Regions from separate parts of the Homo sapiens genome. Here all the other regions are linked to region 1. The links are chromatin loops, found by intact Hi-C in ENCODE. Cell type or tissue: heart left ventricle. All regions are shown on one strand.

Region 1 (2,500 bases):
CAGTGACAGACGCGACCCAAAGACCTGCAGCGGCGGAGTAGACACCCACGTGACAGACAGACGGACAGAAGCCCGTGGAGACAGACACGCGCAGACGGACGACCTCATGCAGTGACAGGCACAGACAAACGCAGGGACGACTTTCACAGACGGACGGACACACTTGGACACCCTGTCGGTCTCGCTCGAGGCTGGTGAAGTTAGCGCAAGGCCAAGGGGTCATGCATCCCCGGCCACGACACAGACGGGTGGCATGGGAGGAGAGGCATGTGGGAGTGTGGCAGAGTACCGTCCCCTTAGGGGTCCAGGTGGCACGGGTGCAGAAAAGGTGACGTGGGACACTCCTGGGGATGAAAGGACACCTGTGGGAATGGAGATGTAAAATGGGATCGCTAGTGGAAATGAGGTGGGAGGGCATGGAGACAGGAGACCCCTGGGGGAGGAAGGGGTGACTTGGGACACCTGAGAAGGCAGGACAGCGTGGTAGCACGCGCAAGGCTGCTGGGCGAGGCCGCACTCCGCGGCGGCAGTGGAAACTTCTGGAACCCCCGCGGGTGGGTCTGTGCTGGTTCCCTGACGGGTGACTTCGGACTTTCGTCACCAGGGTCCGGTCGGGGCATGACATCACCAGGCCTAGCATTCATTGGCCACGCGGCTGGCAGGTGGGAGCGGCCTGGCTCGGGCGCCCCCAGCCTGCTCCGAGGGGCCTGACCCGCGCAGATTGCCCCCCGCCCCGCCCTCCAGGAGTTCACCCGTGTGGACAGGGCTGCTGCAGCGGGGTCCCCACGACCGAGGTGCATGCGGCAATACCGCGCGGCGCCTGCTTCCTGGAGGCGGCCGGCTCAGGAGCCCCCGAGACCCCGCGTGGGAGAGCGGCCGGCGCAGGCCAGCGTCGGGCGTGCGTGCGCGCGCGCGGCGGTGCGGGGCGCGGCGTGGGGTGGGCGCGTGCGCACACGCTCGCTCTAACCGCCGCGCGCCCCGCAGCGCCCCGCAGCGCCTCGGGCACGCGGGCGCCGCCGCCAGGGACCGCGGGCACCGGGTTGCGGGGCCTCGCAGGGGTTGAATCCGGAGTCTTGCCAGTCCCTGGGCCGCGCGGTTCCCGGCTCTCCAAGCTGGGCGGGCCCCACGCCCGCTCGCCCCACGGGAACCGGGTCCCGCAGGCACGGTCACCCGCGCTCCGCTCGCTGGAGACGGCCGCCAGGTGGCGCAAAAAGCAGCCACTCGGGCCTCGGAGACTGGGCTGGGTTGGGGGTGTTGGGGAGGTGAACCCCTCGCCATCTGTGCCCACTGTCTCCGGCTTTCCCCGCCCCAATCTCAGGCAACCCCAAATCCCCTGCCTGGACACCGAGGCTCCTTGTATCCGGCCTTCAGCGTTCTGGCCGCACTAGTTGAAGGCTCCTCACTGGCCAGACCATGTGCCCTAGTTGAGATCCCTGAAGAGCAGATGTAAGGGCTGTGCATGGGGGAGGGGACAGGAGGGTGGATGGTGGGTGTTGCTGCGGGGGGAATGAATCTGAGGCAGGTTTCTAAGCGTGGTAATTATGAATTATTAAAATGATGGGGCCGCGTGTGGCCCCTAGTGCGGTGCCTGTAATCCCAGCACTCTGGGAGGCCGAGACAGGAGGATCGCTTCAGTCCAGGAGTTGGAGACTAGCCTGGGCAACATAGCGAGACTCCCTTCTCCGCAAAAAAATAAAATGATGGAAACAAACTGTGAACGAGTGCTCTGAGGCCTGCCCCAGTCCTGAGGCTTTAGGGATTTTTGGCCCTGCTAGTGATGAAGGCTTGCCCCTGTCACCCTCCAGACGAACTGTGCCACGCAGGTGTCACCTAACCTCTGTCGTCACGAGTTTCTAGGCCTGTACAATGAAGATAGGGAGGGCAGGGATAGTTTATCACCAGGGTTATCATTTCCTGGAACTATCCCTCTTTTCACCTTGAGCTCTCAGCAACCGTTGTCAACACAGGCACCTAACCTGTCAAGCCAGGAGGCGTTTCCCTACATAGTCTAGCATAGTAAACTCCCCACCCTCCACAGCTGTCACTGCAGGGATGTCCTTGATTTTTCCCATTTCTTCTCTCACCATTTCTGTTTATCCAGGAATGAGCCTTGCTTCTACTACCAGTTCTGCCAATTCAGAGAATTTCCCTACCCCTCTTTTATCTCTGTCTCCCACCTTGGAAGGAAGCGCCATTTTTTTTTTTTAGACAGAGTCTCGCTCTGTCGCCCAGGCTAGAGTGTAGAGATGATGCCATCTCAGCTCGCTGCAACCTCTGCCTCCTGGGCTCAAGGATTCTCCTTTCCCAGCCTCCTGAGTAGCTGGGACTAGAGGCGCCTGCCACCACACCTGGCTAATTTTTGTATATTTAGCAGAGGTGGGGTTTCACCATGTTGGCCAGGCTGGTCTCGAACTCCTGACCTCAGGTGATCCTCCTGCCTCAGCCTCCCAAAGTGTTGGGATTACAGGCATGAGCTGCCATGCCTGGCAGGGAACCCCAC
Region 2 (2,500 bases), 390 kb after region 1:
GTTTTCACGTAAACTAAGGGGTTTTAGATTCAGATTCCTGAAGGTCTTATTTTGGGTGAGGGCAGAGGCTCCCTGAATGCTCCTGGAAGTGTGTGAGCTGAGGGAGTTGACAGCCTTGGGCACCCGTTCCTGCCGTATACCAGGGAATCCCAGCTGCATCCAGCCCTTCTCCCAGCCATATGTCCTGTTCCTCACCTCCTTCCAGTCCTCTCCAGCATCCATCCTTTGCTTTCCCTACTCACCATCTTGGGTCTCCTGGGGGATAGCAGGACCCAGAAGGTGCAGCAGAGACAGCAGGACAGGCACCATTCTTACCATTGTGTCTGCTTGGAGGGTTCTGGGCCGGAGGCACAGGTATTATCCTGGGTCCTGGGGCCATGCCCAGGGGAGGTGAATCTACAGGCCAATGGGAGTACCAGGCCGGGCTCCTCCCCTGACAGTAAGAAAGAAGTATGCACAAGCCAGGCTGGGCAGAGATTGTGACCAGTGAGTCTATACACAGGATATGCAAATTCAGAGCTGAGACAGTTGATCTCTGGACTGAGGCTTTGTGTGTGCCTGGGGCGGAAGGATGCCAGTGTGTGGGAGGTGTGTGTGATGGGTGGCAGGTGCCTGGGATGTGTCGCCCTTCCAGTCTATTATGACACCCTCTGGGGTCACTTGGGTGTTGTCAGACCACACTTCATCTCTGCCTTCTGGAAAAAGCCTCAACATGTCCAGGACGTGGACCTGGGTAGACCCCAGCTGGGGTGGGACCCTCACTCTCCTCCCACACCCGATCCTGCCAGAGCTGTCTGGAGGACATTCCCATTCCCATCTCTCCCTCTTTCCTTTAGGTGCCTGTGGAATCCCAGCCTTCCATGATGGAAGCAGAAATAGCCGCATCCTCCTTTTGCAGCCTCCCTGGCAATAGAAGGAGCAGGTGTGCACAGGGTTTATGCTCAGCAAGCCGAAGCTACTGCCTTGGATATCGGGTCAAGTGTTAGGGAAACAAAGAGGGGGGCACAGTGGACAATGTTTTCTGGTGGTCTTGGCAGGGGTTGCAACTGCCAGCTCCCGGGGCAGTGGGGCTGCAGTAGCTGCGGGGGGCGTCTTGAGCTTCAGTCCCCCGGGATGTTGTAGATCCCGTGCTGTGGCCTCTGCTGCCCCCTGCTGGCAGCTTCTGTGTGTTTACCAGGCCGGTTGCTGGTGTGATTTTGACTGTTGCGCTCCTCTGGAATTCTGAGCCTGGGTTCTCCATCCTTTCTGTGGATTCTGAGAGCTAACCAATAAATACGTTTATTTTCTGCTTAAGGTCAGAACTGCGTCAGAACTGCATGACGTTTCTAGTAACAAATGCTCCTGGCGGATGCGGAGATTGGTACAAGGATTGTTTCCAGGCAGTAGTTACTCAGGGAAATGGAGGGCTGGGAAGCTGAGATTGGTTACGGGGCCAGATTGGGGCTGAACGCAGTGAAAACACAGGGGTCTTGGGGGATCCTGGCAGGCCTGGTGTGCAGTGATAACTTCAACAGTTGGCTGAGGTATCTGTTGTGGTAGATTGGAATGAAGTACCCATTGAAGGTGCTGACTTAAAAAAAAGTCACAAAGCCAGGCGCGGTGGCTTAAGCCTCTAATCCCAGCACTTTGGGAGGCTGAGGTGGGCGGATCACAAGGTCAGGAGTTCGAGACTAGCCTAGCCAATATGGTGAAACCCCGTCTCTACTAAAAATACAAAAATTAGCTGGGTTTCGTGGCGTGTGCTTATAATCTGAGCTACTCCGGAAGCTGAGGCAGGAGAATCGTTTGAACCCGGGAAGCGGAGGTGGCAGTGAGCCGAGATCGCGCCACTGCCCTCCAGCCTGGTGACAGAGCGAGACTCCGTCTCAAAAAAAAAAAAAAAAAAGTCACAAAATGGGTTATTGGGTTATTTAATTTAAAAGGAGAGCTTGGGTCAGGCTCAGTGGCTCACACCTGTAATCCTAGCGCTTTGGGAAGCTGACGTGGGAGGATCTTTTGGGGCCAGGGATTCTAGACCAGCCTGGGCATGGCAGCAAGACCTCACCCCTACCCAAAAGAAAAAAAAAATTAGCCAGGCATGGTGACGTGTGCCTGTAGTTGCGGTTACACAGAAGGCTGAGGCAGGAGGATCACTGGAACCCAGCTATGATGGTGCCACTGCATTGCAGCATGGGTGACAGAGTGAGGCTCAGTCTTTTTTTTTTTTTAGAGGGAGTCTTGCTCTGTTGCCCAGGCTGGAATGCAATGGCACAATCTCAGCTCACTGCAACCTCTGCCTCCCGGGTTCAAGCGATTCTCCTGCTTCAGCCTCCTGAGTAGCTGGGATTACAGGTGCCTGCCACCATGCCTGGCTAATTTTTGTATTTTTAGTAGGGATGGGGTTTCGCCATGTTGGCCAGGCTGGTCTCCAACTTCTGACCTCAAGGCTCTGCCCGACTTGGCCTCCCAAAGTGCTGGGATTACAGGCGTGAGCCACCGCACCCGGCTGGGAGGTCTATAT
Region 3 (2,500 bases), 380 kb after region 1:
TGTAAAAATGCTTTGAGATGGTGCCCAGAGCTAATCAGACATCTGGGATTTTGTAGCAGAGAGAGGCCTTGTGAGTATAATGGATGAGGAAGAACCTTCAATCAGAGTTCCATACTTAGACAATATCAGCTAATTCAGTTGGGACTTAAAATGGTCATACGTAATGAAGACGGAAAACTCGGGGAAGCGTGGAGAATACGGAATGTGAGATCATCCACACTGGAGAGAAGCCTCGGGAGTATAATTAGTGTGGAAAATCACTTGGGGACAAGCTTAGCTTTTTCATCATTGGAGAATTCACACAAAAAAAGGAATGAGCTTGGACAGATCGTGGGAGAACTTTCAGGCACTAATCAGGCCAATTCATCCCCGAGAAAAACCTTGATGACGAAGAAGGGGAAAAAGTCTTCCAGTTTTTTTCCTTATTGGATTTCACAGAATCCTCAGTGATATATAGAGAAACTTGCTGGAGGAGTTCAGGGTTTATTAATATTCACATTAAAGCATTAATCCCATTAAAGTAGGGGTTTAAACTTTTTTACTTCTTTCACCCCAATCAAAGCTTTCATTCCTTACATCTCTATTGAGTGAATGAAGCAACAGGCAAACATCAATGGTGCATTGGCTTTGCCCTTCAAAACGTCATACAAGCCGGGTGTGGTGGCTCATGCCTGTAATTCCAGCACTTTGGGAGGCTGAAGCGGGTGGATCACGAGGTCAGGAGCTCGAGACCAGCCTGGCCAACATAGTGAAACCCTGTCTCTACTAAAAATACAAAAATTAGCCGGGCATGGTGGCACATGCCTATAGTCCCAGCTACTCAGGAGGCTGAGGCAGGAAAATCTCTTGAACCCAGGAGGCGGAGGTTGTGGTGAGCCGAGATCATGCCTCTGCACTCCAGCCTGGGCAACAGAGCGAGACTCCATCTCAAAAAAAAAAAACAAAAAAACAAAAAATCATACAATATGTGGGGTGCAGGACAGTATTGAGAGGTGCTGGGTTTGGTGCCAGAATCTGGCAGTTGCAAATTCTAATATCATCGCAACACACGCGTGGGTGGGCCCCATATATCTGATGAACTTCCAGGGGCCACATCTCTACAAATGCTGAAGATTATTTGGAGATGGGAAAATGGGGCTGGGGGTGCTTTTTCTCCAGGTCTGAGAAAAATGAAGTAATGTGTATTTCTTTCTTTCTTTTTTTTTTTTTGAGACAGAGTCTTGCTCTGTCACCCAGGCTGGAGTGCAGTAGCACGATCTTGGCTCACCGCAAGCTCCACCTCCCGGGTTCACGCCATTCTCCTGCCTCAGCCTCCCCAGTAGCTGGGACTACAGGCGCCCGCCACCACGCTCAGCTAATTTTTTGTATTTTTAGTAGAGACAGCGTTTCACCGTGTTAGCCAGGATGGTCTTGATCTCCTGACCTCGTGATCCGCCCACGTAGGCCTCCCAAAGTGCTGGGATTACAGGCGTGAGCCACCGCGCCTGGCCAGTAATGTGTATTTCAAAGATACATTAGGAGGATGCCAGTTTATCTTTGTTTTATATTTTCAAAAACAGAGATTTAAAGAGGACGGGCTAGAGCTCTTGCATTCAGCTTCTCATTTCATAAGGGAAGAATCAGGCATATGTCTTGTGTTGAAGCAACACACACACACACACACACACACACACACACACACACACACAACGCGTTGTTTGGCGAAAGTCGGACCAGAAGAAAGCTTTCTCTAATCCTCATCAACTGATTGCTTCTCTCCTACCAGCCTCGTTCCTTGTCCTTGGACCAGCATTCTAAGTCTTCCAAAATACATTCTTGCCTCTCCCTACAGTAACTCTCCCATTGAGTTCTTAATAGAGGTGAGTTAGGTTTTGCAGATTTCTGGCTCCTCGCTCTGCTTAGAGAAGCCAGAAAGAGGCCGGGCACGGTGGCTGATGCCTGAAATCCCAGCATTTTGGGAGGCTGAGGCAGGTGGATCACGAGGTTAGGAGTTCAAGACCAGCCTGACCAACATGGTGAAACTCCGTCTCTACTAAAAATACAAAAATTAGCTGGGTGTGATGGTGCATGCCTGTAATTCCAGCTGCTCAGGAGACTGAGGCAGGAGAATCACTTGAACCCGGGAGGCGGAGGTTGCAGTAAGCCAAGATTGTGCCATTGCACTCCAGCCTAGGCGACAGTGAGACAAAAAAAAAAAAAAAAAAAAAAAAAAAAAAAAAGAAGATGTCTGGAACTTTCCCAGATATCTCTTTCTTTCCTTGTCTGTGTCCCCTAGGCCTTGGGGTTAGGACTCAGAGCTGGGATTCCTCTGTAGGCAAGGACCAATCCTGATTCTTATTCCTTCCATATAAGCAATAATTCCATTTCTAATGTCTAAACTTAGGTTGATTTTCCACTGGGAGTTATAGCAAGAGCCACGGGTTTCTGAGAAGGGGTGAGGGATGCTTTAGGCTGCAATAGCAGAAATCTGCCTAGAAAATAAAGACACGTGACTTACAGA

Evidence for each region. A loop is a pair of places that touch in the nucleus more often than their neighbours do. Peaks named below come from ENCODE experiments on the same cell type or tissue, not always from the same donor. Only the 100,000 strongest peaks of a DNase experiment are listed, where the experiment ranks them.
Region 2: it touches region 1 in a loop (2.6-fold over the local background); 21 of 110 quality-filtered maps call a loop at or near these places.
Region 3: it touches region 1 in a loop (3-fold over the local background); 20 of 110 quality-filtered maps call a loop at or near these places.

What each region holds. Positions count from the first base shown.
Region 1 is chr7:100,896,091-100,898,590 of GRCh38, forward strand. It overlaps a transcript of ACHE not described here. Among named protein-coding and RNA genes, the nearest start is that of ACHE, 1.5 kb to the left of the region's middle. RefSeq lists an enhancer at 1-235 and a silencer at 1,072-1,151. In heart left ventricle, CTCF peaks have their summits at 1,201 (motif pointing right) and 1,411; DNase peaks (open chromatin) are centred at 203, 611 and 1,191; H3K4me3 peaks cover 1,344 bases; H3K27me3 peaks cover 2,258 bases.
Region 2 is chr7:101,289,447-101,291,946 of GRCh38, forward strand. It overlaps the pseudogene AZGP1P2. Among named protein-coding and RNA genes, the nearest start is that of LNCPRESS1, 8.9 kb to the right of the region's middle. RefSeq lists enhancers at 438-988, 1,123-1,232, 2,046-2,500. In heart left ventricle, a CTCF peak has its summit at 1,167 (motif pointing left); a DNase peak (open chromatin) is centred at 1,155; H3K27me3 peaks cover 1,173 bases.
Region 3 is chr7:101,273,451-101,275,950 of GRCh38, forward strand. No RefSeq gene overlaps it. Among named protein-coding and RNA genes, the nearest start is that of LNCPRESS1, 25 kb to the right of the region's middle. In heart left ventricle, no CTCF peak of the experiment used is centred here; no DNase peak of the experiment used is centred here; H3K27me3 peaks cover 423 bases.